3 separate regions of the Homo sapiens genome follow, and regions 2 and 3 are each linked to region 1. A link is a loop called in an ENCODE intact Hi-C map of the cell type or tissue named here. Cell type or tissue: GM12878. All regions are shown on one strand.

What was found. A loop is a pair of places that touch in the nucleus more often than their neighbours do. Peaks named below come from ENCODE experiments on the same cell type or tissue, not always from the same donor. Only the 100,000 strongest peaks of a DNase experiment are listed, where the experiment ranks them.
Region 2: a loop joins it to region 1, with 2.1 times the contacts of the local background. A loop is called at or near these places in 1 of 110 quality-filtered maps.
Region 3: a loop joins it to region 1, with 2.5 times the contacts of the local background. A loop is called at or near these places in 1 of 110 quality-filtered maps.

What each region holds. Positions count from the first base shown.
Region 1 is chrX:142,974,464-142,982,463 of GRCh38, forward strand. No RefSeq gene overlaps it. Among named protein-coding and RNA genes, the nearest start is that of SPANXN4, 47 kb to the right of the region's middle. In GM12878, no CTCF peak of the experiment used is centred here; DNase peaks (open chromatin) are centred at 3,298 and 3,778; H3K4me3 peaks cover 1,072 bases; H3K27ac peaks cover 3,746 bases.
Region 2 is chrX:142,883,828-142,891,827 of GRCh38, forward strand. No RefSeq gene overlaps it. Among named protein-coding and RNA genes, the nearest start is that of SPANXN4, 140 kb to the right of the region's middle. In GM12878, no CTCF peak of the experiment used is centred here; no DNase peak of the experiment used is centred here.
Region 3 is chrX:142,903,786-142,911,785 of GRCh38, forward strand. No RefSeq gene overlaps it. Among named protein-coding and RNA genes, the nearest start is that of SPANXN4, 120 kb to the right of the region's middle. In GM12878, no CTCF peak of the experiment used is centred here; a DNase peak (open chromatin) is centred at 3,796.

The DNA.
Region 1 (8,000 bases):
GACCATCCTAAGCAAAAAGAACAAAGCTGGAGGCATCATGTTACCTGAATTCAAACTATACTACAAGGCTACAGTAACCAAAACAGCATGGTACTGGTACCAAAACAGATATATAAACCAATGGAACAGAACAGAGGCCTCAGAAATAACATCACACATCTACAACTGTCTGATCTTTGACAAACCTGACAAAAACAAGCAATGGGGAAAGGATTCCCTATTTAATAAATGGTGTTGGGAAAACTGGCTAGCCATATGCAGAAAACTGAAAGTGGACCCCTTCCTTATGCCTTATACAAAAATTAACTCAAGATGGATTAAAGACTTAAATATAAGACCTAAAACCATAAAAACCCTAGAAGAAAACCTAGGCAATACCATTCAGGACATAGGCATGGGCAAAGACCTCAGGACTAAAACACCAAAAGCCATGGCAACAAAAGCCAAAATTGACAAATGGGATCTAATTAAACTAAAGAGCTTCTGCACAGCAAAAGAAACTATTTTCACACTGAACAGGCAACCTACAGAATGGGAGAACATGTTTGCAATCTATCCATCTGACAAATGGCTAATATCCAGAATCTACAAAGAATTTAAACAATTTTACAATAAAAAAAAACCCCATCAAAAAGTGGGTGAAGGATATGAACAGACAATTCTCAAAAGAAGACATTTCTGTGGCCAACAAACATATGAAAAACACCTCATCATCACTGGCCATTAGAGAAATACAAGTCAAAACCACAATGAGACACCATCTCATGCCAGTTAGAATGGCGATCATTAAAAAGTCAGGAAACAACAGATGCTGGAGAGAATGTGGAGAAATAGGAATGCTTTTACACTGCTGGTGGAAGTGTAAATTAGTTCAACCATTGTGGAAGACAGTGTGGTGATTCCTCAAGGATCTAGAATCAGAAATACCATTTGACCCAGCAATCCCATTACTGGGTATATACCCAAAGGATTATAAATCATTTTACTATAAAGACACATGCACAATTACATTTATTGCAGCACTGTTCACAATAGCAAAGACTTGGAACCAACCCAAATGCCCATCAGTGGTATACTGGATAAAGAAAATGTGGCACATATACACCAGGAAATACTATGCAGCCATAAAAAAGGATGAGTTCGTGTCCTTTGTAGGGAAATGGATGAAGCTGGAAACCATCATTCTCAGCAAACTAACACAGGAAGAGAAAACCAAACACTGCATGTTCTCACTCATAAGTGGGAGTTGAACAATGAGAACACATGGACACAGGGAGGGGAACTTCACACACTAGGGCCTGTTGCAGAGTGGGGGGCTAGGGGAGGGATGGCATTTGGAGAAATTCCTAATGTAGTTGACGCGTTGATGAGTGCAGCAAACCACCATGGCACGTGTATACCTATGTAACAAACCTGCACGTTCTGCACATGTATCCCAGAACTTACATCATAAGAAATAATTTTTTAAAAATATATCTGCACTTCCATGTTTATTGCAGCACTATTTATTTAGCACAATAGGTAAAATGTGAATCTACCTAAGTACCCATCAACGGATGAATGGATAAAGGAAATATGACATATTTATACAATGAATATTATTAAGCCATAAAAGTAATGAAATCCAGTCCTTTGCAGCGACATGAATGAAAGTGGAGGCTGTCATGTTAAGTGAAATTAGTCAAGCACAGAAAGACGAATATTACATGTTCTCACTCATATGTAGAAACTAAAAAAGTGGATCTTCTGAAGTTAGAGAGTAGAATGTTGACTACCAGATCCTGGGAAGAAGAGGAGGTTGAGATGAATGGAAAAGAAACACAAACATAGTTATTATCACTGAACTGTCCACTTAAAAATGGTAAATAGGGCACATTTTCTATCTTGCCTCAATAAAAAATTAAAAATAAAAAACCAAAGATAACAAGTGTTGGCAGGAGTGTGAAGAAAAGGAAACCCTTGTGTACTGTTGGAATGTAAATTGTTGCAGCCACACTGGAAAACAGTATGCAGGTTCCTCAAAAAACTTAAAAGTAGAACTACCACAAGATCCAGCAAATCCACTTCAGAGTGTACATCCAAAGGAACTGAAATCAGTATATTGAAGACATATCTGCACTTCCATATTTATTGAAGCATTATTCAGAGTAGCTAAGATATGAAAACAACTCAAGTGTCCATGAACAAACAGATGGAAAAAGAAAATATGGTATATACATATAGTGGTATGATATTTACTCTTAACAAAATAGGGAAATCCTTTCATTTGTGACAACATGGATGAAACTGTAGGACATTAAGCTAAGTGAAATAAGCCAGACGCCAAAGGACAAATACTACGTGATATCAGTTAAATTAGAAATCTAAAATAGTCACATTCATAGAAGCAGAGTATAGAGTAGCGGTTATCAGGCCTAGGAGGTTAAGGATAGAGGTGGGTATTGGTCAAGAGGTACATAGTTTCGGTTATACAAAATGAACAAGTCTTAGAGATCTACTGTTCAGCACAGTAGCTATAGTTAACAATAGTGTATTGTATACTTTCAAATTTGCTAAAAGGGTACATCTTAAGTGTTCTTATCCCAAAAATAATAACAATAATGATAATAATAATAAAACGGGAAGGAGGAATCTTTTGGAGGTGAGTAGGTTGATTACATTGTTTGTGGTAATGATTGCATGGGTATGTACTTTATTTCTAAACTCATCGAGTTTTATCCATTAAATATGTACAATTTTTGTATAAATTACACCTCAATAAAACAATTTCTAAAAATATGCACATCATCATTATTTGTGGTTTTGTGTCTTAGAAAGTATCTACTTTTTTTCTTCCCTGGGAAACACGGCCTTCTCAGAAACCACGTACTTCTTTGATGCTCTGTCCCCCAGGGAATTCTCAAGTTCACTGTCAGTTTCTGGACCTCAGCAAAGAGAACATCTACATTTTACATGATATACAGCACTCACCTTTGTTTAGGACATAACTGGTATTGTTTCTGGTTGCAAAATACGTGAATTTGGTCATTTCTTTTCAGATGGTTGAAAGTTATAGTAGGAATATTCACCCAAGACCAGCAATAAGCCTGGCCCCAACACATGCCTGCTCTGCCTGGCTCTAAAGTATCTCTTTGGGGCAGTCTAATAGTCACCAGAGTAGCTGTCACTGCAGCTTAACCACATGACCTCTCCTTCTACCTCCTTTCTGAAGAATGAAAGAGAAGAAACATACCTTGAAAGTTGTAGATGTCCTAGCATCAACACCAGCTTGCACAAACATGCGTGAAGTTCTTATTGACAGCTGTGTGCTGTAAGGGTGGTTGCCATTGTACAAAATAAGGAAGCTGAGATACAGGAAGTGAAAACACATAACATATTATTTGCCTTAGTTCTCATTTGGAAAGTAGTAGAATCGGGTGTGTAACTAAGTCTCAGAGCCTCCAAAGCCTGTACCCTTTCAGATGTACCTTACTAATCAGAAATTTAGGTGAGGTATTGGAGAGGGAGTATAGAAGAGAGTTCGCAAATCAAAATCCAGGAGAGAAAGAGGGCTGAAAAGGCAGCAGTATATATAGCTTCCTGTCTCCACTTCAGAATCTTCTTGTGAATTTGTCAATGAATTTGTGTTAACTTTCATGGCTTCATCTTCTACATCCAAACTACAGTATTTATTTTCTTGTGTAAATTACTTCAAAAACTTAGACGAATACTGCAAATGATTAGCCTTTACAGCTTCTTTTTTGAATTTCAAAGGATTCTACAACCCTTAATTACTCACCTACATCTGTAAGGCCAGGCAAGAATTATCACCTTAATTGAACCAAAGGAAACCCAGAGGTCAAGCAGTTCCCTGCTGCCCCCACAGCAAGAAAGTGACGGAGTGAATCAAGAATCGGAAAGCATACTTCCTAATTTCAATTCTATATATAGACATTGACTTTTTAAAGTTTTCTAGCAAAAGAAGGGCAGTGCTGCTAATTATAATGAGCTGAATTACTCTGCTTGTCACTCAGACAAAAATGTGTTTATTAAAGATAGGCAAGACAGTGAGAGAAGAACAGAGAGACAACGAGATAACAAAGAGACAGTGCAGGGAGACAGCTTGTCAGTATAAGGAATGAGCTGTCACTTTCCTTGTTGGAAGCAACAGGGAGCTTTATGAAGAAGAAGGGAAAGCTTAAGCTAAATGGGGGAAAACACAGTCCAGGTGACAAGCAAGGAGGTCAGCAGTCCAGAATAATTTCATACCACACGTGCTGCTCTTCAGCAGGGTTAAGCATAAAATGAGATTACTATGCAAAAAAGGCACAGATTTGAAATACCAGATCTTTAACTCAAATATCTTTTTGTTCAATACTCCTGGAGTGTTCCTTGAGTCTCTCCGGGAATTTTAAATTAAAAAAAAAAGTGACAAAGAAAAATTATTTGAAAAGTAGAATAAGAAGATTCTGAGAGTCCATAAATTAAGGAACGCATTTGGTCAAAATTATATAATCCTGAGTTAGCAAACATGTAGAAAAATTGTAATCCTCTTCACTTTAAGAACTCATTTCAGTGTGGTTGCATGTACTCCTCATTCTTTAAAGCAATTATTTCACATTCAGAAGCCACTTAGTGGCCAAGTGGCATATAATATGCAATAATTTCATAGTTTCCTGAAACGTAAGTTTGAAATATTGAATAAATTGTTTTTGTTGTTTCCAAATGAACCACATCCCCTGAGTAATCACCTTCATTCTCATATGAAACAATAAACAAAAGGACAAATACTACATGATGCCACTTATATGAGGAATCTAAAATAGTCAAATTAATAGAAGTGGAGAGTGGAATGATGGTTGTCTGGGCCTGGGATACATAGTATGAAATACAACATCACTATTAAATGAATGTAGTAGTAAATCTATATGTAATGTCTTAGAAAAAGATATATATATAGATATAGATATATATATATAGATATATATATATTTTTTTTGAGACACAGTCTCACTCTGTCGCCCAGGCTGGAGTGCAGTGGCGTGATCTCGGCTCACTGCAAGCTCCGCCTCCTGGGTTCAAGCAATGCTCCTGCCTCAGCCTCCCAAGTAGCTGGGATTACAGGCACCCACCACCACGCCCGGCTAATTTCTGTGTGTGTGTGTATTTTCAGTAGAGACGGGGTTTCACCGTGTTAGCCAGGATGGTCTCAATCTCCTGACTTCGTGATCCACCCGCCTCTGCCTCCCAAAGTACTGGGATTACAGGCATGAGCCACTGCGCCCGGCCTAAAATATATTTTAAGTGAAAAAGAGTAAATTGCAAAGAATGTGCTCAGTGTGAGCCCATTTTTTTGGTTGTTTGAAGAATGCATAGTCATGGGTAGAACATGTTGGGCAGTATATTTGCATAATTCAAATGGCCACCAAACAGAGTGACCATCCTGCTGCCCTTCCCTTGTAAGTTTATTTTGTTACACTCCAAGCCATCTTTTTGACCTTTCCTCTCCTCAAATAACACATCCCTGAGCTAATGACCTGACTTCATATTTTATTGAGAAAATAGAAGGCCACAGATGAGACCTATCTTATCACCCCACCAGCAAACCTACAGGCTACCTCTCTGTTTTCTGTGCCCATTTTGTCTGCCTTCCCTCTTGTCAGCTACAATGGAGGGAGTATCCCTGTTTTTATCAATGTCCAACCTCAACATTTGTGTACTGGAGTCCCTCTACGCTTGATTTCTCAAATATCTGATTTCTATTCTCAGTAATATTCTCTCTCTCTCTCCTCCCACTCCTTTCTTTTAAGATGCCTTATTTATTTTTGTACTTACGTTGATCATTACCAACAGAAATACAGCATAAGTATGTTATATGTCTTGCTTTTTGATTAATAGCAACAGCAAAAACATTCTTTTGAGCTCACAACACTTGCCAGGGTTTGCCCCATTTCTCTGTTTCACGTAATGAAAGTAAAACTTTTTGAGAGTTGTCTGTAATCTCTTGCCTCTGCTCGTTAAACTCACATTCTTTCTTTACCTCTATCTGTGGTTTTATATTTCCTCTTCTTCTCCACTAATTGTACTTTTGTCATGTCATCAATGACCTCTATATTGGCAAATTTTATAATCATTTCACTGTTCTTAGCATATTTACTTTCTCAACAATATTTGACAGTTAATCTTCCTTTCCCTTTTATTTATTTTTATTTTTTATTTTTATTTTTATTTTTAGGTGGAGTCTCACTCTGTCGCCCAGGCTGGAGTATAGTGGTGTGATCTCGGCTCACTGCAACCTCCACCTCCTGGGTTCAAGCAATCCTCCTGCCTCAGCCTCTCAAGTAGCTGAGATTACAGGCATGCCACCACAGCCAGCTGATTTTTTTTTTTTTTTTGTATTTTTCTAGAGACAGGGTTTCACCATGTTGTCCAGGCTATGGACCATGTCAGGAAACATGTTGTCCATGTTTCCTGACCTCAAATGATCCGCCCGCCTAGGCCTCCCAAAGTGATGGGATTACAGGCGTGAGCCACCGCGCCCATCCACTTTCCCTTTAAAGATATATATAATTTCTTAATTTTTTTTTTTTTACTTCTTATATATCACAACGGTCTGGGTTCCCTTTTACCTAACTGGCTACTTCTTGGTTTCTTGGCTGGTTCCTCCTTGTCGTCCTGAATTCTAAATGTTGGAGTTCTCTGGGGCTCTGTTCTGAGCCTTCAGTCTCTATCTGAATCCTCTGTAGAGATTACCTCATCCAATCCCAAAATGTTAAATGATGGCTATCAGCCAGTGATTTCTCAAACTTTATCTTCAAATACTCTTTATAAGCCAAATAGTTTTCCAATGCCTGATTTTCTCCACTGGAAGTCCAGGCACAAATATCCAACTGCTTCCCTGACATTTCCAAATAGTTCTCTAACATGTATTGTAAATATTAAATGATCAAAAGAGAACTTGATTTCCCCCAGAATCTGCTTTTCTTCTAGTCTTCTCTATTTCATCGAAGTATACTACTACACTCCCAGATGCTTTTGTTCCAAATAAAAAGTTTTCATTGATTCTCTTAATTCCCTTAACAGCCCCACCCACCTGTATTAAATGCACCTTAAAGTTATGTTACCTATGCCTATAAAACATCTTTAGAATCATTTGAATTCAAATTATTCCAACTTGCCATCACTGTGGACCAATTTCCATTTTTTCTGGCCTGGACTACTGCAATACACTGATTCATAAATGAAGTGTATGGTTCCAGGCCAAAATCCTATGTGTGACTTTTCAGGCATGACCATAAGTAATTATCAAGGCTTTACCTGACAAACCTTACAGGGGAAGCTACTCTCCCATACCAGATTTAGTGCACAGCTGACACCTTGCAGTTACTAACCGAAGTTACAGTCACAGACTCATATGTCACACCCCACCTTTCTCCAGCTTGTTGTGCTCTTTGGTATATCTGCGTCCTTAGCTCAGGCACCTTCATTAAGGGGTTTCTTTACTTGGGGTTTTGGTAGAAGCCTTCCTCAGGTGCCTCTGCATCTGAGGATAAGGAACAGAAAATCTTGAAGACATTTTTTTCTCCACTCTGACTCAGTACTTTTCCAGTCCCAATGCTTCACCCTCCCCATTCTTCCTGTCCCCTCGTCTCTGAGTCCATAGAAATGCAGGAGCCTTTTCAGATAGCTAGCTAGATAGATAGATAGATACATAGATAGATAGACACATAGAGAAATAGATAGATAATATATATTTATCCATGAACAAAGAGAGACAGAGAGAGATCTCTTCTGTCCCCACATTGAGATGACCACTATGACTGTGCTGATTTACATGAACTTTGACCCAGCCTGCCATTACCTGGGAGAAAGTAGAACAGGGAAAAGTGAGGGCTTTCTCTGGTTTAGTCTCTTGCTTATATTATACCAGAAAGTAATTAAACCTGGACAATGACTGTGATTTTGTCTTGTTGTTTTAATCAACTACTTGGACACCTAACAATGCATCTCTCTCTAATTCA
Region 2 (8,000 bases), 91 kb before region 1:
ACACTAAAAGCAACTGCAAGATAAGCAAAAATTGACAAATGGGATCCAATTAAAATAAAGAGCTTCTGAACAGCAAAAGAAATTATCAAAAGAGTGAACAGACAACCTGCAGAATGGGAGAAAATTTTTGCAATCTAGCTATCTGACAAAGGTGTAATACCCAGACTCTACAAAAAAATTAAATTTACAAGAAAAAAAACAACACCATTAAAAAGTGGGAAAAGGATATGAACAGACACTTCTCAAAAGAAGACATTTATGCGGCCAACAAACATATTTTTAAAAAGCTCATCATCACTGGTCATTAGCAAAATGCAAATCAAAACCACAATGAGATACCAACACATGCCAGTTAGAATGGTGATCATTAAAAAGTAAGGAAACAACAGATGCTGGAGAGGCTGTGGAGTAATAGGAACACTTTTACACTGTTGGTGGGAGTGTAAATTAGTTCAACCATTGTGCAAGACAGACAGTGTGGTGACTCCTCAAGGATCTAGAACCAGAAATACCATTTGACCCAGCAATCCCATTATTAAGTATATACCCAAAAGATTATAAATCATTTTACTATAATGACACATGCACACATATCTTTATTGCAGCACTGTTCACAATAGCAAAGATCTGGAACGAACCCAAATGCCCATCAATGATAGACTGGATAAAGAAAATGTGGCAAATATACACCATGGAATACTATGCAGCCATAAAAAAGAATGAGTTAATGTCCTTTGCAGGGACATGGGTGAAGCTGGAAACCATCATTCTCAGCAAACTAACACAGGAACAGAAAATCAAACGCTGCCCATGTTCTCACTCATAAGTGGGAGTTGAACAATGAGAACATATGGGCACAGGGAGGGGAACATCACACACCAGGGCCTGTCGGGGGTGGGGGGCAAGGGGAGGGATAGCATTAGGAGAAATACCTAATGTAGATGATGGGTTGATGGGTGCAGCAAACCACCATGGCACATGTGTACCTATGTAACAAACCTGCATATTCTGCACATGTATCCCAGAACTTAAAGTATAATTAAAAAAAAAAAAAAGAAAGAAGAAGAATAGGTGTATGGCTGCCAAGTTGACAATGGGTGGATGTGTGATGGTTAATTTTATTTGTCAGTTTGACTAGTCACAGTGTGTTTAGATTAATCATTATTTCTGGGTGTGTCTGTGAGGATGGTTTCAGGATGAGATTAGTATTTGAATCAGTGGACGCAGTAAGGTTTATTGCCCTCTGCAATATGGGCAATAAACGTTGAGGCCTGGAATAGAACAGTAAGCCAGAGAAAGGAGCAACTAACTTTGAGTGCTTTTTGCCTGCCTGCTTCGGCTGATATAGCTCATCTCATTTTCTCTGACCCTTGGTCTGGAAATTACACCATCAATTCCCTGCATTCTCAGGCTTTGGGGCTTAGATTGAAACTTTGCCACAGGCTTTTCTGGTTCTCTAGTTTATAAATGGCAGGTCTTAGGATTTCTTACCCTGCATAATTAAGTGGGTCAATTGATCAGTATGGATAGACAGCTAGCTAGCTAGATATAGATAGATAAAAATATATATTTATCTATCTGTATATGTATATATGCATATATATTTCTCTACATATGTATATATGCATATATATTTCTCTATCTATGTATATATAGATATGCATATGTATAGATAGAAATATATATTTCTATATCTATATATACATATATAGATATAGATCTAGATAGTTTCCAACTTCATCCGTGTCCACGCAAAGGGCATGAACTCTTTCTTTTTTATGGATGCATAGTATTCCATGGTGTATATGTGCCATATATATATAGATCTATATATTTCTCTAACCATATATACATATAGATAGATAGAGATTATATATATGTATATATAGATAGAGATTATATATATCTATATAGATAGATATATATAATTCAGATTCTGTTTTTCTTTCAGGTTCTGTTTTTCCGGAGAACCTTGACTAATATGATAAGGACTGAAATGCAGCAGATTCAGGAAAGATGCAAAAGTAGGAACTAGAAATAGATATAGTTGTGTATAATTTCCTCAGTAAGATAATATAGACTTAGAATAGTTGAAGTTAATTTCTAGACGTTCTTTGATTTTCAATTCATTTGCTAATTAATAGAAGAGTAGCAATACCATTTGAAGAATGTAATATCATGTACCTACAATAATTTACACTCTTACCATGTTTATTGCTGAAGCATCCCATTTAAGGAGAGAAAAGCTAAACATATATACATTGAAAAGCTTTTTCCAGTAATATCATCCAAAATTTTAACCGTTTACCAGGTTTTTTTTTTCTAAGAATTTTAAAAGGAAAGATCAGCTAAATCACCACATTTTCTCACAATCAATCTTTTCTTGACTGAGTCCTTTGATATTTGTATCAATTGATAAAATTGACTCTTGGAACTTTGGTCATTAAAATTTGAATAAAGTTGGCAATGGGTAAATAAGTACTAATTCTTCTGTAACTCAAGAGCCTAATCAGCATGAGGTCTGAGTAATCCAGTTTTTATATTAATAGCCGTTACCCAAAAGTTGCGACGTGAGAAAATCTTTCCAAAGCCAGTGTTCAAACTCACTCACATTCCCTTGAACTATCAGAAGATTCAAATAACTCATAGTCAAAGAAAACATAAAATGTTAGTAAATTAGATTGGGGACACTGGATCTTTTAGAAAGAACACAGCATGGGTGTAAATTACTTGTGCCAAATAGTGCATCTAATAGGTACTCAGGTACCTAAATGAAGTCAGTGTTGCTCTTGAAATGTACAGTGTTTTGTGACCCAAGTCAATGGTTATCAAACATGAACAGTCATTTAGTCCGTATCTTTGTGGCTAGCTCTTTAGAAGCATGCAGAAAGTGGGGACTGTTTGCTTTTTCTTTAGCATTCAATAGGTCCTTTTAGTAAGCTTGAAAGTGCTCTAAAAAGAAACTTTATTGTAACATCATAGGCGTCTCACACCAGTCAGAATGAGTATTATTAAAAAGTCAAAAAATAACAGATGCTGGCAAAACTGAAGAGAAAGAGAAATGCTTATACACTGTTGGTGATAATGAAAATTAGTTCAGCCCCTGTGGAAATCAGTTTGGAGATTTTTCAACTAAAAATTGAATTGCTATTCGACTCAGCAATCCATTTACTGAGTATGTACCCAAAGGAAAAAAAAAATCATTTTACCAAAAAGACATATGCACTTGTATGCTTATTACAGCACTATTTACACTAGCAAAGACACGGAATCCACTTAGATGCCAATTAATGGTGGACTGGATAAAGAAAACATGGCACATATACACCATGGAATACTATGAAGCCATTAAGAAATGAAATCATTTTCGTTATCACAACATGGATGTAGCTGAAGACAGACTATCATTCTAAGCAAATTAATGCAGAAACAGAAAATTAAATACCATGTGTTCTCACTTAGAAGAGGGAGTTAAATATCAGGCATACACTGACATAAAGATAGAAACGATAGACATCAGGAACTCTAAAAGCAGAAAAGGATGGAAGGGAGTAAGGGCCAAAAGCTTCCTATTGGGTACTATGTTCACTATCTGGGTGTTGGGATCAACAGAGGCCGAAACTTTGGTATCGTGCAATATACTCTTGTAACAAACCTCCATATGTATCCCCTGAATCTAAGATAAAAATTAAAATTAAAAACAAACAAAAAAAAGAAGTGTGATTACAGCATTCATCCCTACTCACCAAACCACTGTCAACATCATAGGCTTCATTTTTGATAGCCACCTGACTCAGTTCACCATGTTTATTTACCACTTCATAGGTGCAAGCAGTTTTCAACAACTCATATAAGACACAAGGCCTAAGGAAGCTGAAAAACTATTATTATTAATGCATTTTCTCTAAGGTTATTTTCTCGATTGTGCAATGGGGTTAATGACTACCACTTCAGTGAGTAGCTAAGAGCAGTAACAATGCTGTACTTATTCCATTAGATTGCTAGGAGGAATAAATGAGCAAATACTCATAAAGCTTTTGGAACATTGTCTGGTACATTGCCATGCTAAATATGTGCTAGGTATTATATTAGTATCCCATTTTACAGAAAGGAATCTGAGAATCTTAAGACTTAAGAAACTAGCTCAGAATCACACAGCTTTTTAAATAGTAGGTTTAGGAAACCAATCCAGATATGCCTAACTACAAAACCTGTGTCATCTTCATTACCACAGACGTTGACAACCTTATCCAAGAAACAATTGCTTTTCTTCTTCAATATCTTTCTAGGAAAGATCGGTTGAATGAACATTGACCTGTATTTTTACATCCACAAATCTATAGTAAGGAAAATTGTACATTCTCTGTATTATATATTTTTCACCACAACCCAATGTTTTAGGAACTCTTATGGCCCTTTTTACAGATGAGAAAACTGAGGCACATAAAAATTAGATATCTTGCACAAGATCTCACAGCTGTTGTGACAAAGCTGGAATTCTACCTGAGTTTTATCTGACTCCAGGAACCACGTTTTTTATCACTTTTAACCAAAGTCTCCATCACCTTTGAATTTATTGTCTTTATATCTACTGTTTTTGGAGGTATTTGTATTCCTGAGCATCTCTCTCAAGAAACCATGAGGGACTGGTGCATGCTCCCAGTGAAAATACAGCCCACCCTTCCACAGCAGTTTAGAACTTCAATTTCCCTCGCCACACACACACACACACACACACACACACACACACACACACACACACACTATTTCCATCTCATAGATGTCTATTGTATTTATTTATTTGCTTGTTTTTGTTTTTAATCTGAATCCAACTCAGGATTAGACTTAATTATAAAAAGTTGAACAAAAGATGTCCCCTGCTTTTGGATTGGTCGTGGTCCTGTGGGATTCAAAAGCAAAACAGAAATTACTATTCTAAGAGATTTTTTCTTTCATTCTCTCTCTCCCTTTCTACACTCCCTCTCTTTCTCATATATATATAAGTGTATACACATATCCACATATAAACATATATATATATACACATGTAGGAATATAGGGGCACACATATAAGTACATAAATATACACACAAAAATATTTGAGTTACAAAGATCCTTGAGAGAATACTTTTTATTATGAGTGAATCCACTCGTATCTATATACTCTGCTAGCCTTGTTGAAATACTCATAGGTGACATTTATATTTATATAACATATATATATATTATGTGTGTGAGCATGTATATATATACACATATATACACATATACACACACATACACACACACACATATACACACATATATACACATATACACATATATATACACACATATATACATATACACACACATATATACATATATACACACACATATACACATATATACACACATATATACATATATACATATATACACATATACACACATATATATACACATATACACACACATATATACACACATACACACACATATATACACATATACACACATATATACACACACATATATACACATACATACACACATATATACATATATACACACACATATACATACATACACACACATATATATACATATATACACACACATATACATACATGTATACACATATATACACATATACACACATATACACACATATATACATATATACACACATATACATATATACACGTATATACACACACGTGTATATATACGCGTGTATATACACACACGTGTATATATACGCGTGTGTATACACGTATATATGTACACGTGTATATATATACACGTATATATATACACGTGTATATATATACGTGTGTATATATACATATATATATATATATATATATATATATATATATAAAACTTCCTTTCTTCATTCATTGCTTATTTCCACAAATATTCACCGGACCTTCATGAAGCACTTACTAGGGCTCCAGAACTTAAGCCATTCATTCTACCTACATGTATTATGCCAGTAAGCATCTAATTCTGACAGTGGAAACCAGCCACCTTATTTCATACTAATGATATTATGTATTTATATGGACAGTGAAAGACTCTTCATGCTGTTCAAGAGATTCTGGAAAAGAGCTGTGTGCCACACTGCATTCATAGATTAAGTATTCACCATCACTACAGTCTTTATTTGAGAAAGCCAAATGCCTTGGAGCCCACAGGTGAAAACTGTGTGTTCCTTGTTATCTGAAAATAGTGTGTCACTGCCAGAGTTAATTACCTAAAGAGCTCCGCACAGAATCCACGTAACTGAGTCATGCTTTTCTTCTAAATTAGAACAATATAATTGTAACACGTAAAAGTAAGTCTTTTTGTATTTACTCTAATGAGCTCACTTCTCAGTTTTGCTAGTGACATGATAAACTAATAGAAGGGTCGATATGATGTCTCTATGGTAATTATCATGCCACTTCTCCTCTCCTCCTACATTCTTCTCATGTTACATTTTAATGTGTTTCTGCTCAAGTCAATTCAATTTATCAGTAGGCAAGAGGCATGAAACAACACTGATTTGCTGTGGATCTACTTACAAGTAAACTGGAAAACTCAATTTTCAAGTTAAGTTTTCAATAAGAAAGATATACATGAGATGAACAATACTGATTTGAAAGATATCATTATTTACAGAGATTTAATCTTATGTAAATATAAAAAAAATATTAAATGGTGCTGTGTATTTTGCACTCGCAAAATATATGTGTTTCCTTCTTGATTCATTACAAGGGAACTTTAAGGTTATAATCTATAATACGATAAGCCATAAGTAATTACAGAATAATAAAATGTGAAGAGACCCAAGAGATACTCCAACGCAGTGAGTTTAATTTTTTTTAATTTTTTTATTTTTTTGAGAAGGAGTCCCACTCTGTTGCCTAGGCTGGAGTGCAGTGGCGTGATCTTGGCTGAGTCACAGTGAGTTTTAAACTGGAGTGTGTATCCCTTTGTGTAGAAGATCATGAAGACGTTTGAAGGAGTACGTGGATGTGGCTAGTTCTCAGAGAATCTATTTTGTTTTCCCACTTCCATGCATCATCTTTCTAAAATTGGTCTGCCTGGAAACATCCGGAGTACAGGCTCCAGGGAGACTCTTCTCTCTCTCTTCCCTTTTATTTTATTTTATTTTATTTTATTTTATTTTATTTTATTTTATTATTATTGTACTTTAAGTTTTAGGGTACGTGTGCACAATGTGCAGGTTAGTTACATATGTATACATGTGCTATGCTGGTGTGCTGCACCCATTAACTCGTCATTTAGCATTGAGATATACCTAGTGCTAAATGGCAATGTTTTCAAGTCGCCCCTAATATCACAATACGGGGTATTGCCCTTAGGAAGAAAAACCTCCAAGGCACTAAACACAGGTTCAACAGGAAACACTATTAGTCACTATTGAGAATGTGAGTGAAACTACCACTAGGTTACGTATTCTTTGCAATTCATGTGGTTTCCAACGCTTTCCTTTCAACCACGTTGAAGAAGGACCTAAGACAAATAAGAGCTGATAAATTTTAATATATAAGTCAGAAGGAGTTTAAATGAGTGAGAAACATTACTAAAATAAAACTCCTTTCTAATCTTATATTTTACACAAATAGGTTTCTAGTCTTAACATATATGCAACACACATACACATAAATTGTTTGATAATAAATTCAACTAGAGCACAAAATAATATTTATCCATGGACATATAAACTCATTGAAAAATTATTCTTATCCAACTCATTTAAGAAATAGATTGTACATAAATATTAATTTTATGTTTTATTTCTTTTATTCAAATGTGTAATGTGTTTTATTTTGATCAATGGTATACTACAAAATAAATGTGATCATAATTCAATCTTGAATGATTTTTTAACCCATAGGAAAGTATGGTAACTGAAAATTATTTATTTTAAAATGAATGTTATATGTATGTCATTAAAATACATATTTAATACGGATATATTTTATACCAAAGAAATATGATCTGATGTT
Region 3 (8,000 bases), 71 kb before region 1:
CTCATTTGCAACTTGACTTTCTTGACAGAAACTATACTGGGGGATGACAGGTTGTAGAAATGAGACTAACTTGGTGTTTAATTTCTGAGTAAATGAAAGACAAATGTGGGCTTGAGGAGAATAATGCTAAAAGGACACCTCCAATTTATGTTGGGTAGGAAGGGCATATATTGGTATTTTCATTTTACAAACAAAAGCAAAGTTCAGAGTAGTTAACTTTTCTATGGTCACACAGCTATTAAGTTGTACATCTATCCCAGTTATTATTGCTGTGACGTAAACCACCTGAAAATCAAGTGGCTTAAAACCACAACTATTTAATTACATCTTATGTATTACGTGGTGAAGTAACTTGAGAGTGGTCAGCAGGATGATTCTTCTGCTCCTCATAACATTGACTGAGGTCACTTTGTGGTACCTACCTGATGGATGGAATAGTCTAGAACAGGGGTGTCCAACCTTTTGGCTTCCCTGGGCCACATTGGAAGAATTGTCTTGGGCCACACATAAAATTCACTAACACTAACGATAGCCAATGAGCTAAAAAAAACAAATCTGATAATGTTTTAAGAAAGTTTACAAATTTGTGTTGAGCCACATTCAAAGACATCCTGGGCCGTGGCTTAGAAAAGCTTGGTCTAGAGAGTCCAAGGCTGCTCTACTCATGTGTCTGACACCTTGGAGAGGATGACTGGAAGAAGGCTGGTATCAGGTAGGGCTTTTTACCAAAGTGTCTATATGTAGCCTCTCCAACATGGTAACTTCAGGGAAGTCAGACTTCTTAGATGGTAGCTGGCTTCCCCCAGAGAAAGTGCTCCAAGAGAACCAGGAAGAAGTTGTTTGACCTTTTCTAGCATTGTCTACCTCAGCGGTCCCCAACCTTTTTGGCACCAGGGACCAGTTTCGTGGAAGACAATATTTCCCTGGATTAGTTGTGGGGAGGTGGGTAGGGGTAGGGGTAGGAGGCTGGGGATGGTTTCAGGATGAAACGGTTCCACCTCACATCATCAGGCATTAGATACTCATAAGGAGCACACAACCTAGATCCCTTACATGCACAATTTACAATAAGGTTCATGCTCCTCTGAGAATCTATTGCCACTACTCATCTGACAGGAGGTGGAGCTCAGGCAGTAATGCTCACTTGCCAGCCACTCACCTCCTGCCATGCAGCCTAGTTCCTAACAGGCCAAAGATAGGCACTGGTCCACAGCCTGGGGCTTGTGGACCCCTGGTCTACCCACTTTTCAGTTAGACTTTACCCCTTGACTAGGGTGTGTCAAAATCAAATTATAAAAGAAATGTTTTTGGGGACCTTCTTTAGGAAATGCAATGTGTTGTTAATGCCATGACTAAAAATAGGGTCTCATGACTATTAGATTTTCCTAGTTTCTGCTAAATCTCTCTGCTTCATATATATGCAAGTGCGTGCCCAAAGACATACACATGGACATATACAATGACAAACACAGGTACACACAGTATAAGTTAGAATGTAAACTCTAATGTATTTTATTTTTTCTATTTTTGTTTTCTATTTTTGACAGTATATTGTCTATTTCCTATTTTTTTCATTATTGTACTCCCTCAGAAATTAGCATGGTAGGGGCTCAATGCATATTTATGATGTGAGTGGATGAATAAAGATGTGAATATCAAATGTAAGGAAAGTATCCTTAGTATATAACTTCAGTTTTCTGCATAAAAGATGATCAAGGAAATTTGTATTTTGATTAATTTAATTATAGCTATTTTATTTGCATTTTAGAAAATAGTTTGGCTAGTCTTGATTGATACTTCCATGCAATAATAAATAGAAATAATTTGTAATTCTAGAAAATAAAAAATGATTTAGTTTTTCTGTATTCAAATAGTCCTAGGATGAAATCTAGGCATGGGTGCATTTACAAGGTAAAATTTTGATGAGTACCTTCTATGTCCTTGAATAAATTGCTGCATCACAAAGTAACAATTTTGCAGCTTACCATATCTTTTTCTTCAAAGATATGTTAAGTGTCCGTCTACGCTATGAAGCCCTCTATGGATTCCCGGAATTGTAACAATCTACCTTTCCCTTTGTGCTTGGTTTGCATGTTATGATTTCACAATACATAGTGTTTCACTTTGTAATAATTTTAAAGTTATCTCTTAAACTACATGAGAAATACCCTGAAGATAGTCTGGCTTAATTCATGGTAAGAGGAAAAATATATCCTGTCTTCACTTATAAATATTTTTTCTTAGACCGAAAGAAAATCAATTTTTATACTAAAAGTAAATCATGGACTGGGGGCAATACTGAAACAATTTTCAATACAGAGATCTGTTTTAGGGGAGAATTTGTCATGTGTGGTGAAAGGCATGTTTTCTAGGAGGAATAATTAAACTTGGCCTACATTGAAAATGCATGTTCTTATACCCAAGAAAAAAAATGTCACTTTCACAAATGAGCGATGATCTGAAGTCCTTCAAACACACTAGAAAAACTCAGCTTCAAAAAACCACACATAAACAATGAGTAAGTTTCTTGATTAATTCGCTGTTACTATGTTCTTTGAGGCTTATAATTCACCCAGATGAAGTGCCTCTGAGTCAAACAAACTCTTTGTTCACAACTAATTTTGACCCCTGGTTTACAGTCATCACTTTGTTTTTAAGATAAAATGAAAACTGTAGTTCTTAATCATTTTATGACACTGAAAACATTTGATAACATGATCCCAAATTTCTGAGCTTTGAATTATTTTTAATATCCAGAGGGAACACAGCTTGGGACAGAGAGGTGATTTTTGCATTCATGATCTCCAACCCCTGATTTTCCAGATAGGGAAACCAACTCAAAGAGAAGGGGAACATATAAGTACATATATGGACACACACACACACACATACACAGACACACATGCACACATGCACACACATTGGATGAGTATCCATTATCCAAAATGCGTAGGTTCGGAACTGTTTTGGATTTAATTTATTTGAATTTTTGAATACTTTCATATACATACTGACATATTTTGAAGAAGGAACCCAATTTTAATAGCTTGAAGGTCATTTTATACAATATGTCTGATAATTTTGTGCATGAGACAAAGTTTTGATAGCATTTTGACTGTAACCCATTACATGAGGTCAGGTGTGAAATTTTCCTGTTTTGTCATGTTGACACTCAAAAAGTTTTGAATTTTGAAGCTTTCAAATTTAAGATTTTTGGATTAAGGATGCTCTATCTGTATACAGGCATACCTCATGTAATTGTGTTTTGACTTATGGTGCTTTGCAGATTTTGCATTTTTACAAATGAAAAGTTTGTAGCAATCCTGGGTTCAGCAAATCTATTGGCACCAATTTTTTTTTTTTCGACAGCATGTGCTCACTTCAAGTCTCTGTGTCACAACATTTTGGTAATGCTGGTGATATTTCAACCTTTTTTATTATTATTATATCTGTTATGGTGATCTGTGATTACTGATCTTTTCATGTGATGCTTGTAATTGTTTTACGGCCTCATGAACTGCACCTATAGAAGATGTTGAACTTAATCATATAAGATGGTGAACTTAAATAGATAGATGTTGTGTGTTTTCTTACTGCTCCACCAACCAATTGTTCCTCCATCTCTTTACCTCTCCTCAAGTCTCTATATTCCCTGACACACAACAGTATTGAAAGTAAGCTAATTAAAAACCCTACAATGGCCTCTAAGCATTCAAGTGAGAGTTTCACCTTTCTTTAACTCAAAAGCTAGAAATAATTAAGCTTAGTGAGAAAGGCATGTGAAAAGCTGAACTAGGCTGAAACCTAGACCTCTTGTGCCAGTTAGCCAAATTGTGAATGCAAATGACAGGTTCCTGAATAAAATTAAAACTACTACCACAGTGAACAAAAACATGATAAGAGAGCTAAACCACCTATTGCTGATATGAAAAAAGTTTTGGTTATCTGCAGAAGATCAAATCAGCCAGAACATTCCCTTAAGCCAAAACCTAGTCCACATCAAGATCATAACTCTCTTCAATTCTAGGAAGGCTGAGAGAGGTGAGGAGGCTGTGGAAGGAAAGTTTTAAGCCAGCAGGGGTTAGTTCATGAGGTTTAAGGAAAGAAGCCATCTCCTTTGATCCATCTTGAATTAATTTTTGTATAAGGTGTAAGGAAGCGATCCAGATTCAGCTTTCTACATATGGCTAGCCAGTTTTCCCAGCACCATTTATTAAATAGGGAATCCTTTCCCCATTGCTTGTTTTTCTCAGGTTTGTCAAAGATCAGATAGTTGTAGATATGCGGCATTATTTCTGAGGGCTCTGTTCTGTTCCATTGATCTATATCTCTGTTTTGGTACCAGTACCATGCTGTTTTGGTTACTGTAGCCTTGTAGTATAGTTTGAAGTCAGGTAGCGTGATGCCTCCAGCTTTGTTCTTTTGGCTTAGGATTGACTTGGCGATGCAGGCTCTTTCTTGGTTCCATATGAACTTTAAAGTAGTTTTTTCCAATTCTGTGAAGAAAGGCATTGGTAGCTTGATGGGGATGGCATTGAATCTATACATTACCTTGGGCAGTATGGCCATTTTCACCATACTGATTCTTCCTACCCATGAGCATGGAATGTTCTTCCATTTGTTTGTATCCTCTTTTATTTCCTTGAGCAGTGGTTTGTAGTTCTCCTTGAAGAGTTCCTTCACATCCCTTGTAAGTTGGATTCCTAGGTATTTTATTCTCTTTGAAGCAATTGTGAATGGGAGTTCACTCATGATTTGGCTCTCTGTTTGTCTGTTATTGGTGTATATGAATGCTTGTGATTTTTGTACATTGATTTTGTATCCTGAGACTTTGCCGAAGTTGCTTATCAGCTTAAGGAGATTTTGGGCTGAGACAAAGGGGTTTTCTAGATATACAATCATGTCATGTGCAAACAGGGACAATTTGACTTCCTCTTTTCCTACTTGAATACCCTTTATTTCCTTCTCCTGCCTCATTGCCCTGGCCAGAACTTCCAACACTATGTTGAATAGGAGGGGTGAGAGAGGGCATCCCTGTCTTGTGCCAGTTTTCAAAGGGAATGCTTCCAGTTTTTGCCCATTCAGTATGATATTGGCTGTGGGTTTGTCATAGATAGCTCTTATTATTTTGAGATACGTCCCATCAATACCTAATTTATTGAGAGTTTTTAGCATGAAGTGTTGTTGAATTTTGTCAAAGGCCTTTTCTGCATCTATTGAGATAATCATGTGGTTTTTGTCTTTGGTTCTGTTTATATGCTGGATTACATTTATTGATTTGCATATATTGAACCAGCCTTGCATCCCAGGGATGAAGCCCACTTGATCGTGGTGGATAAGCTTTTTGATGTGCTGCTGGATTCGGTTTGCCAGTATTTTATTGAGGATTTTTGCATCAATGTTCATCAAGGATATTGGTCTAAAATTCTCTTTTTTGGTTGTGTCTCTGCCCGGCTTTGGTATCAGGATGATGCTGGCCTCATAAAATGAGTTAGGTAGGAGTCCCTCTTTTTCTATTGATTGGAATAGTTTCAGAAGGAATGGTACCAGTTCCTCCTTGTACCTCTGGTAGAATTCGGCTGTGAATCCATCTGGTCCTGGACTCTTTTTGGTTGGTAAGCTGTTGATTATTGCCACAATTTCAGAGCCTGTTATTGGTCTATTCAGAGATTCAACTTCTTCCTGGTTTAGTCTTGGGAGGGTGTATGTGTCGAGGAATTTATCCATTTCTTCTAGATTTTCTAGTTTATTTGCGTAGAGGTGTTTGTAGTATTCTCTGGTGGTAGTTTGTATTTCTGTGGGATTGGTGGTGATATCCCCTTTATCATTTTTTATTGCGTCTATTTGATTCTTCACTCTTTTTTTCTTTATTAGTCTTGCTAGCGGTCTATCAGTTTTGTTGATCCTTTCAAAAAACCAGCTCCTGGATTCATTAATGTTTTGAAGGGTTTTTTGTGTCTCTATTTCCTTCAGTTCTGCTCTTCAGTTTCTTGCCTTCTGCTAGCTTTTGAATGTGTTTGCTCTTGCTTTTCTAGTTCTTTTAATTGTGATGTTAGGGTGTCAATTTTGGATCTTTCCTGCTTTCTCTTGTGGGCATTTAGTGCTATAAATTTCCCTCTACACACTGCTTTGAATGTGTCCCAGAGATTCTGGTATGTTGTGTCTTTGTTCTCGTTGGTTTCAAAGAACATCTTTATTTCTGCCTTCATTTCGTTATGTACCCAGTAGTCATTCAGGAGCAGGTTGTTCAGTTTCCATGTAGTTGAGCGGTTTTGAGTGAGTTTCTTAATCCTGAGTTCTAGTTTGATTGCACTGTGGTCTGAGAGACAGTTTCTTATAATTTCCGTTCTTTTACATTTGCTGAGGAATGCTTTACTTCCGACTATGTGGTCAATTTTGGAATAGGTGTGGTGTAGTGCTGAAAAAAATGTATATTCTGTTGATTTGGGGTGGAGAGTTCTGTAGATGTCTATTAGGTCCGCTTGGTGCAGAGCTGAGTTCAATTCCTGGGTATCCTTGTTAACTTTCTGTCACGTTGATCTGTCTAATGTTGACAGTGGGGTGTTAAAGTCTCCCATTATTATTGTGTGGGAGTCTCAGTCTCTTTGTAGGTCACTCAGGACTTGCTTTATGAATCTGGGTGCTCCTGTATTGGGTGCACGTATATTTAGGACAGTTAGCTCTTCTTGTTGAATTGATCCCTTTACCATTATGTAATGGCCTTCTTTGTCTCTTTTGATCTATGTTGGTTTAAAGTCTGTTTTATCAGAGACTAGGATTGCAACCCCTGCCTTTTTTTGTTTTCCATTTGCTTGGTAGATCTTCCTCCATCCTTTTATTTTGAGCCTACGTCTAAAACCACAAAAACCCTAGAAGAAAACCTAGGCATTACCATTCAGGACATAGGCATGGGCAAGGACTTCATGTCTAAAACACCAAAAGCAATGGCAACAAAAGCCAAAATTGACAAATGGGATCTAATTAAACTAAAGAGCTTCTGCACAGCAAAAGAAACTACCATCAGAGTGAACAGGCAACCTACAGAATGGGAGAAAATTTTTGCAACCTACTCTTCTGACAAAGGGCTAATATCGAGAATCTACAATGAACTCAAACAAATTTACAAGAAAAAAACAAACAACCCCATCAAAAAGTGGGCAAAGGATATGAACAGACACTTCTCAAAAGAAGACATTTATGCAGCCAAAAAACACATGAAAAAATGCTCACCATCACTGACCCATCAGAGAAATGCAAATCAAAACCACAATGAGATACCATCTCACACCAGTTAGAATGGCAATCATTAAAAAGTCAGGAAACAACAAACAGGTGCTGGAGAGGATGTGGAGAAATAGGAACACTTTTACACTGTTGGTGGGACTGTAAACTAATTCAACCATTGTGGAAGTCAGTGTGGCGATTCCTCAGGGATCTAGAACTAGAAATACCACTTGACCCAGCCATCCCATTACTGGGTATATACCCAAAGGGCTATAAATCATGCTGCTATAAAGACACATGCACACGTATGTTTATTGCGGCACTGTTCACAATAGCAAAGACTTGGAACCAACCCAAATGTCCAGCAATGATGGACTGGATTAAGAAAATGTGGCACATATACACCATGGAATACTATGCAGCCATAAGAAATGATGAGTTCTTGTCCTTTGTAGGGACATGGATGAAATTGGAAATCATCATTCTCAGTAAACTATCACAAGGACAAAAAAACCAAACACCGCATGTTCTCACTCATAGGTAGGAATTGAACAATGAGAACACATGGACAAAGGAAGGGGAACATCAGACTCTGGGGACTGTTGTGGGGTGGGGGGCGGGGGGAGGGATAGCATTAGGAGATATACCTAATGCTAAATGACGAGTTAATGGGTGCAGCACACCAGCATGGCACATGTATACATATGTAACTAACCTGCACATTGTGCGCATGTACCCTAAAACTTACTTAAAGTCTAATAATAATAAAATTATAT